Linked DNA regions of Homo sapiens: regions 1 and 2 are each linked to region 3. The links are chromatin contacts, found by Hi-C or POLR2A ChIA-PET in ENCODE. All regions are on one chromosome and are shown on one strand. Each heading gives the region's core, a stretch centred on a gene start or an enhancer-like site at or near the end of the contact. The rest is flanking DNA. Distances are from core to core; before and after follow the strand shown. Region 1 holds the start of LINC01861 (long intergenic non-protein coding RNA 1861). Region 2 overlaps LARP1 (La ribonucleoprotein 1, translational regulator). Region 3 overlaps GALNT10 (polypeptide N-acetylgalactosaminyltransferase 10).

Evidence for each region. Hi-C counts contacts between places; a loop is a spot of excess contacts on that map. ChIA-PET counts read pairs that join two places held with the same protein, here RNA polymerase II (POLR2A). Pooled maps may share reads with other maps.
Region 1: a pooled map shows a loop between it and region 3 (4-fold over the local background). The contact joins the promoter of LINC01861 here to the enhancer-like site in region 3. A Hi-C loop is called at or near these places in 1 of 37 single-sample maps with no recorded cell type and 2 of 50 pooled maps. POLR2A ChIA-PET finds 5 or more read pairs at or near these places in 1 of 52 experiments (H1).
Region 2: a map with no recorded cell type shows a loop between it and region 3 (15-fold over the local background). The contact joins two enhancer-like sites. A Hi-C loop is called at or near these places in 3 of 37 single-sample maps with no recorded cell type and 4 of 50 pooled maps.

What each region holds. Positions count from the first base shown.
Region 1 is chr5:153,897,643-153,900,379 of GRCh38, reverse strand. LINC01861 (long intergenic non-protein coding RNA 1861) reads left to right here and starts at 1,393. Exons shown (of 4, transcript NR_146729.1): 1 at 1,393-1,474; 2 at 2,020-2,193.
Region 2 is chr5:154,781,161-154,783,860 of GRCh38, reverse strand. The region is part of intron 1 of LARP1 (La ribonucleoprotein 1, translational regulator); the gene reads right to left. Among named protein-coding and RNA genes, the nearest start is that of LARP1, 27 kb to the right of the region's middle. RefSeq lists enhancers at 1,473-1,572, 1,250-1,876. Within about 2 kb of position 1,385, at least 7 of the 41 ENCODE cell types and tissues checked have a DNase peak (open chromatin) inside an H3K27ac peak, as active enhancers do.
Region 3 is chr5:154,383,948-154,386,647 of GRCh38, reverse strand. GALNT10 (polypeptide N-acetylgalactosaminyltransferase 10) reads right to left here. Exons shown (of 12, transcript NM_198321.4): 7 at 218-335. Among named protein-coding and RNA genes, the nearest start is that of MIR1294, 38 kb to the right of the region's middle. RefSeq lists an enhancer at 1,644-1,793. Within about 2 kb of position 1,372, at least 6 of the 41 ENCODE cell types and tissues checked have a DNase peak (open chromatin) inside an H3K27ac peak, as active enhancers do.

The sequences.
Region 1 (2,737 bases), core at 144-2,643, 490 kb after region 3:
AACTGGTAAGTATAATGTGAACATTTCAAAATTAAAAAAATCCAAAATTTGCAATGCTCCTGGTCTTAAGCATTTCAGACAAAATAAACTCAACCTGTACTAGGTTAGGTTCCTTTGTCATTCCCATCTGTTTCTGTTTGAGCACTTGATTTTGTGAGTGGTTGGTTACGATGGTCAGTTTAAGTTCCATTTCAGTTGTGTTTGTTGGACACAGGCAAGGGTTGGTGAGTAAGCTCGACTGTCAATTTTTTCACCGAGATACACCAAAGAAAGTGCCTGTTCAATACATCGACAACCTATGTGCTTACAATGCCTTGAAATAACAGTTATAAGCTACATTTTACATCGATGAACTTTTCTTGTATTATTTGGTTTGGAGGTACAAATGTTGATTTAGAGGTTAGGAAGCTATTGCTGTAATGTGAGGGGTGGTGACTTCTGCATGACTGACAAGCTGTGTTTTGTCTGAGTTTTAGATTATATTCCCAGTGTAGTAGGCAGAATTCTAAAATGACCTCCCATGACCCTCACCCTTGTAAAACCTCCTTCCCTTGAATGTAGGCAAAACTTGTGATTATCACAGGCTGTCACTCCCAGGGTTATGTTATGGCATACAGCAATTGTGTAGCTGTTATAAAGGGTAGTAACTGGTTGACTTTGAGTTAATCAAATGGTTGGGCCTCACCTAACTACATATCGGCCCTTTACATCTGAGACTAGAGGTTAAAGATGGGAAAAGTGAGAGATTCAAAGCATGGGGAGGATTCAATGTGAGAAGATTCTCCATTGCTGGCTTTTAGAGATGGAGGGGGCCACATGGAAAGGCCGGAGAGTGCCTCTAGGAGTTAAGAGTGACCCCTGGCTGATAGCCAGCATGAAACAGAGCCCTTAGTCCTATAACCCCAAGAAATGGAATTCTGCGTACAACCATGAGAGCTTGAAAGGGGATCCTTGAGCTGTAGAAAGGATGGCAGCCCAACACCTTAATTTAAGCCTTTTGGGACCAAACAGCAGAGGGCTCAGCCATCTTATGCCTAGACTTCTGATCTACAGAAACTAGGAAAAAATAGTTTTACCGTACTGTTTTAAGCCACTAAGTCTGTGGTAATTTGTTACACAACAATAGAAAACTAATTTGCCCAGTAATTCTCATTGTGAGATCTTAAGTCGAATTGTTTTCTTTCCATCATTGTCAGTTTCCTTGCCTTCAAGTAAGAGGATTTTCTAGTCTAGAACACTGGTACTCATAATAATTATGTATTAAAATCACTTAGATTGTGAGGGGAAGCTTTAAATGTAGATTCCAGACCTTTCTCCTGATGTCCTGAATCAGACAATCTGGGAGCAAGGCTGGGGGCTGCATTGTTGACTGGTTTCCTAGGTGATTCTGATGTTTGTGGGGCTGGATCCCACTGGGCAGGACATCTGCCTATACCCTGGAATAAGAATATACAGTCTCTTCTAGCACTGACAGGTAAAGTTGGCAGGGAAGTCCTTTTTTTTTTTTTGTTACAGTCGGAGTTACAGCCAAGTATATGCAGTGCTCGCTAGGTGTAAGGCATCTCATGAGGACTGTCTACCTTCTCTTGTTAAATCCTTGTGATGAACTATAATGACCTGTAAGGTAGGCACAATTATTAGCCAGTCTTCACTGTAGCTTGAGGAGACAGGGCCAAATTTACACAATGCATAAGGGGTAGAACTGGAATTTGAACCCTGATCTTTGTCATTCCCAGTTGGGGGCTCTTAACCACTAAGTACTCCTGTGCTGTGAAATGGAGTGTCCATTCATTTCTGTATCTGTAGTGCTAAACACACTGTCTGGCACGTGATAGATGAATAATAAACACATTTTGCTTATTAAATTCTCTGGAACTCCATTGCGCCACCCAGTGCAGGGCAGTTTTTGTGACAATGGAGAGGGAGGAGGAGGACCTGGCCAGGACCTTCACTATGTAAGGGCTCCCTGCCCACTGCTGCCTCTCTGTGTCAATTCTGCCTCGTTTTCTTTCTCTACAGTTGTCTCTTTATGTCGGATGAGCTAACAGCAGCCACTCCCATACTGTCGGATCCTGCTTCCCTTGCCATAGCTGATTAACCCAGGGTAAGACACTGGGAATTGGAAACTTGGAGTGGAAAGACTCTGATCATAGTGGTCTCTGGAGCCAAATCCCATTCCATGGCAATGTTCTGGTAAGAAGGCCCACACAGCCTTCCCTGCTGCCTAGACCCCTGGAGCCAGCCCACCTCCTTTCTTGAACATTCCAGCATCTTTCCATTAAGTTCCTTTTGTGGCTTAGGAGGTTCTCTTTGTGACAAAGAACCTCTGCGAATGGAGGAGTAGAGACTTGCTGAGCTGGAGGGCATCTGAAATGCCATCTTCTGCTTTGTGTCGTCTGGCTGGGCGAGACAGGGCACTCTCTGCTTGATGCGACTCCTTCAGACCCTTCACACTGGCCCAGTTTTCTCTACTCATTCATGCTCTTCCCCACTTCCACTACCTCTCCAAAATGGACTCAGCTTAGAGGATGCCGTACAAGCCCCACCTCCTCCATGTGAAAGGCTTAAAAGAGCCGTGCCATAAATATTTAAGATATCTTTCCTCTCTGCTTCATTCCCTGACATTTTCTCCACCTTTAATTTTCACTAGTTACAACACAGGACATTCTTAGGGTAAGAAAAATCTATTTTCTGTATGAATTGTCGCAAATTCCAACTTAGTGGTATCATAATAGCT
Region 2 (2,700 bases), core at 136-2,635, 400 kb before region 3:
AAGACAGATCTCAACCACTGAGATTTCTCACCAAAGCACAAGAAATGCTAGCAGCAAATCGCAGATGCACGAATTACACGTGTAAATAATATGTAGTGAGCATTTACTAGATACCACACACTGTTCTAAACTCTGGGCATGGATTCTCTTAATCTTGATCGTGTTGAATTAGTTTCTTTCATTGGTCCCATTTTAAAACGAGGAACCCAAGACACATGGTGGAAAGGTTATTTGCCAAGATAACAGCCAGCAAAGAGAGGAACAGGATTTGGAGCCAAGCAGTCTGACTCTAAAACCTGTGCTCTTAACCACTAAAAGGAGGTGGAAGAGAAGCTAAGGGGTATAAGTTACAACCTTATTGTAGCCAACAGGACAGTTTCTCAATAGCAGGGATGCCTGGGCATCATTCTACATACTGGGGAAAACCAAAGCCTGTTGCAGGGAAGCCTAAGCTAACAGCTGGACAAGTGGCACCTCGGTGGTTGGAAGTGCCTAGTTTCCCTACCCAGAGAGGCAAGGGAAACTACCACCAAGCACACCCAGTTTGAGTCTAACTCCAGCACTCTGGCACTGGCAGCACTATGAAGAAAGAGACATTCCTTCCAGACCCACCTCCCAGTTCCTCTCAGTTCTCCCAGAGGCTGCTCAGGGGGATCCAGCTGACATGGATTGTGCCCCACCCTCAGCCCCCAGATATAAGGAAGGCCACCACTATCTCCCTAAGCCTGTGTCCAGGGACCCTGACTGTGGAAGGCAGCAATACCATCTGAAGGGAGGGTGAGGCAGGCAGGAAAGAGTGCCTGGGTTATACTACCCACCTGTGCCTGTCCCTCCCAGGCCAGCCTGGGGACAGATTAACTGAAAAGCCTGGCTACTTTCAGCTGTCATTCATCCTGGGGATGGGGTGGAGTCATAGAGGGGAGCCTGGAGACCCACAGGCCTTTCCTCCCATACTGACTGACCCCAGGACCCCCTAAGCAGGAACATTCTTCTATGGAGTAAAGAGAATGCCATGTTAGCCCTCCTCACCTTGGTCACCAGCTGCTGCTGTCGGTACCATCTCTCAGAGGCCTCTCTGCCCAGTCCTCCCACCCAAATTTCCCTAGACCTGCGGATGAAATGCAGGAGGGGCTGGAAGGGCATTCTTAGGGAGAGGAGTGGGCAGAGAAAGGGAAGGAGAGAAATGTTCAGGTCAGATCATCTTGAGTTCCCACTGAAAGGAAGCTGCAGACCACCAGTCAGCTCAGGAATGCAGAGTCTGCATCCCCTTGGCCCGGGAGGAGGAGCAAGGGTGGGCCAGGCTCCAGTCACATGATGCTGGCCAGCCTGGCCCAGCCCAGGCCCAGCCCCAGCTGACTATCTTTAGCCTGTGGTGACCCAGGTGGCCCAGTGCTCCCACTCTCCCCGCCCAGATGTGGACCCAGCCACCCTCGGGTGGCTGTGGCCACTCCCACTGCTGGTACCAGTCCCTGAAATCTTGCTTCAAAGCTGATCAATAATCAACACAGCTGAAATATATCAGCGGCCACTAAAGCTCCTGGCCTCCAAGTGCCAGCTCCCTAACCCAGCCTTTTCTAAAGAGCACATTTGGTTCTAGTTAGAACAGTAATAATAATCACCTTTTACTGCATAAAGACTAGGTACCAAAAACTGACCTAAGTTGCTGTGTATGATTTTACTTAATTATCTCAAAAAGACACAATTATTCCAGTTGTCCAGAAAATGAAACTGAAGGAAGGGACTCGCCCAAGGTCACAATGTTGAAGAGCAAGATGACTGACTCCTCAGATCTAGTCATAGATCTCAATATAAATTCTCCTCAGGAGGCTTCCTGACTGCCCAATGTAAAGTGCCACAAAACCAGCAACTCTGGATCAAGTTCTAACTCAGTCTACAATTTAAGATCTTCAGGGTACTCACTACCGCCTGAAATGGTTGCATCTGTGTGTATCTCAACTCCACTAGACTGCAATCAATTACTGAGAGCTTACTACAGAGGTGTCCAATCTTTTGCCTTCCCTGAGCCACAATGGAAGAATTAATGTCTTGGGCCACACGTAAAACACACTAACACTAATGATAGCTGATGAACCTAAAAAACAAAAATTGCAAGAAAATCTCAATGTTTTAAGAAAGTACAAATTTGTGTCAGGACGCATTCAAAGCCGTCCTTTGGACAAGCTTGCCTTACAATGTCTTTGCATGATGCCAAAGTTTTTTACATGTAGTAGCTCATTTATTTTTCCGTTTTTTTTTTCCTTTTTTTTGAGACGGAGTCTCACTCTTGTCACCCAGGCTGGAGTGCAATGGCGCCATCTCGGCTCACTGCAAGCTCCGCCTCCCAGGATCACGCCATTCTCCTGCCTCAGCCTCCCGAGTAGCTGGGATTACAGGTGTGTGTCACCATGCCCAGCTAATTTTTTTGTATTTTTAGTAGAGACAGGGTTTCACCATATTAGCCAGGATGGTCTCGATCTCCTGACTCGTGATCCGCCCGCCTCGGCCTCCCAAAGTGCTGGGATTACAGGCGTGAGCCCAGAAGGTAGGTATGATGATGATTCCCAGTTAAACAAATGAGCTATGCACAATCAGCTTGCGGGGCTCCCTTGGGCTTTCCTAGGCCCTGGACTTCAGAAGCCAATCGTCTCAGACAGGTTGCTAGGCACACACAACTACACGCACACCTGACTCCATTACCCT
Region 3 (2,700 bases), core at 123-2,622:
TTTGGCAGCTGGAGAGTACTCCCCTTCCCTCCCACACCCCCCCACCCCACAACAAAGAGTGGCCCATGAGCCCCTGTCTTCTTCACCTGATGGGCAGAAGGGCTACAGAACCCTGAGGCCTCCAGTCTTTCCAAGCTCAGGCAGAAGCTGAGACACCTACTGGGACAGGCACTCAGGAGGCTGTGCCAAGAACGGGGCGTCTGGAGAGCTGGCTCACCTTGAAGGAGATTTCATACTGCTCCCCTCCCCAGATCTCCAAGCCTGGGTCATACCCGCCGAGTTCCCAGAACCACTTCCGATCCACGGCGAACAGTCCACCGGCCATCACGGGAGACCTGTCAGAGAAGAAGAACATGGTGTGAAGGTGCAGATGTCCTGGCCACATGCTCTCATGTGGCCCGATAATGCCATTCCCCCAGCGGCGGTGTTCCATGCTGCTCCCTGAACACAGTCCAAGTGTCTTCCAGGGAATCCAAGGCCCTTCCAGGCATCCCCCTTTCTTTCCTACAACTTCCTTTCATAAGAGCTACATTTTAACCAAATGGGACCCGAAGTTCCTTTACACAATTAACACCTAAGAGTACTTGTGAAATGAAATCACAGTACTTTGTCCACATGGGCCCTGTAGCTGCATCATAAATATGTACATGTTAGTCCTCTCACTAGTTAAATGGTCCAAGTTGGGGGTCTCTCCAAGCCTGTCTGTGTTGTAGAATCTCTTAGAGAGATGAAAAAATATACAGCTCGCTGGGCCCCACCTCAGACCTGCTGAAACAATCCTTGCGGGAGGCAGCCTAGGGCTCTGTGTTTTTGAACATGCTCCTTTGACAACTATTACTCAGTAGGCCAGCATGGACGTTTGTTCTGCTGTGGTGTTTACAGAAGAAGCCACTGTCTCTGTCTTTTCAGTTAAACTGGGAGATAAGATTAACTCCATTCATTCATTCTCTAATGAGTTTGTTCATCCCATGCCAGTTGTGAGGGAGGTGCTGGAAGAATCTCGAGGTCAATGAGAGTCCTTCAGGAGATGTTGGTGTAGTGGGGCAGCCCCCTCAAGACAGAGGGTGCATAAGGGACTCCGGGAGGTAGAGACAGCATTACAGGAATCTGAAAGGAGTGTGTCTGTTTCCAGCTTTTGGGGTAAGGAGGATGGCTGGGGCAAGGGTCAAGGAATGAGGCTCAGGGGAGGTGGCATTTAAGTGGGTTTGGACAAGAGGAAATTTGGGAGAGGGAAAGGCACTGAGGGGAGGATAAAACGTCAGCAAGGACACAGAGACGACAAATCATGCAGTACCCACGGGAACAGGAAGTCCGCCTGGCACCGTGCTAAGTGAGGAAACGTCATGCTGCTGACTGTCAGCGTCCCCCAGGGTATCTCGCACAAGACTGGCACCTGGTAGGGGCCAACCAGCGTTTGCTGTGTGAAAAGCTATCAGAGTGGCTGCATCCTTGTCTGGATGCACTGGAAAACTCCAAACCCTCAAATCCAAACATTCCAGCAGCAACCTCCATTCCCCCTCCTGGTCCCTGGAAGTGCAAGCTCATGGGAAGTAGGCTGATCGAATAAGCTCTTAGTCAACCCAAAAGCTGCCCAAGCAGCTCCTCCTTCCAGTAGCAGATGAGCCTTTACAGCACAGGCAGGACTCCTTTAAAAGGGGAGCCCCTGAATATTTACTGAGGGCTTGAATATGCCGGGTGCTGTACGGAGCTAATTTATTAATAAAATGAATTTACTCTTCACCTCGACCTCATGTGGCAGGCCTCATTATCATCACCATTTTACACATGTAAAACTGGAGTGCAGACAGGGAACTTGCTCAAGGCCCCATGGCTAAAAAGCAGCACTGCTGGGATGTGAATCTCTAATCTAAGCCACAGTTCACACCCCTCGCCACCACAATATACTGCCTCCAGGCAGGCAGGAACACTCGAGAAGCAGGTGATGCATGCAAAGAACAGGGCGTGAGAAATTCGGAACCCTCACTCTCATTTCTGCTTTCCTTAACCTGCTGTGTGACCTGAGATGCAGCGTTTAACCATTAACCCTGTGCTACCCAGGAAGGAAGCCACTGGCCACAGGTGATGACTCTGCACTTAAAATGTGACTGGTATGAACTGACATGTGCTGTGAGTGTGAGATACACACCAGATTTCCAAGACTTAGGATGAAAAGAGTATGAAAGAACTCATTAATAATTTTAAAGTGTTGGTTACATGTTAAAACGATAATATTTGAGGTATACTGGTTTAAATAAGATACATTATTAAGATGAATTTTACCTGTTTCTCTTTACCTTAGAAAATAATATCACATATGCAGCTTGTATTATATTGGACAGTGCTGATTTAACCTCTTTGAGCCCTATTCCCCATCTAAACAATGGAGTGATAGCTATACTTCCTATCCCACGTTGCTAGTGATACGGTTGGCTACGTCCCCACCCAAATCTTATCTTGAACTGTAGTTACCGTAATCCCCAGGTGTCATAGGAGAGACCTGGTGGGAGGTAATGGAATCATGGGGGCAGTTACCCCCATGCTGCTGTTCTCATGATAGTGAGTGAGTTCTCATGAGATCTGATGGTTTTATAAGGGGCTTTTTCCTCTTTGCTCAGCACTTCTCTCTCCTGCCGCCTTGTGAAGAAGGATGTGTTTGCTTCCCCCTCTGCCATGACTGTAAGTTTCTTGAGGCCTCCCCAG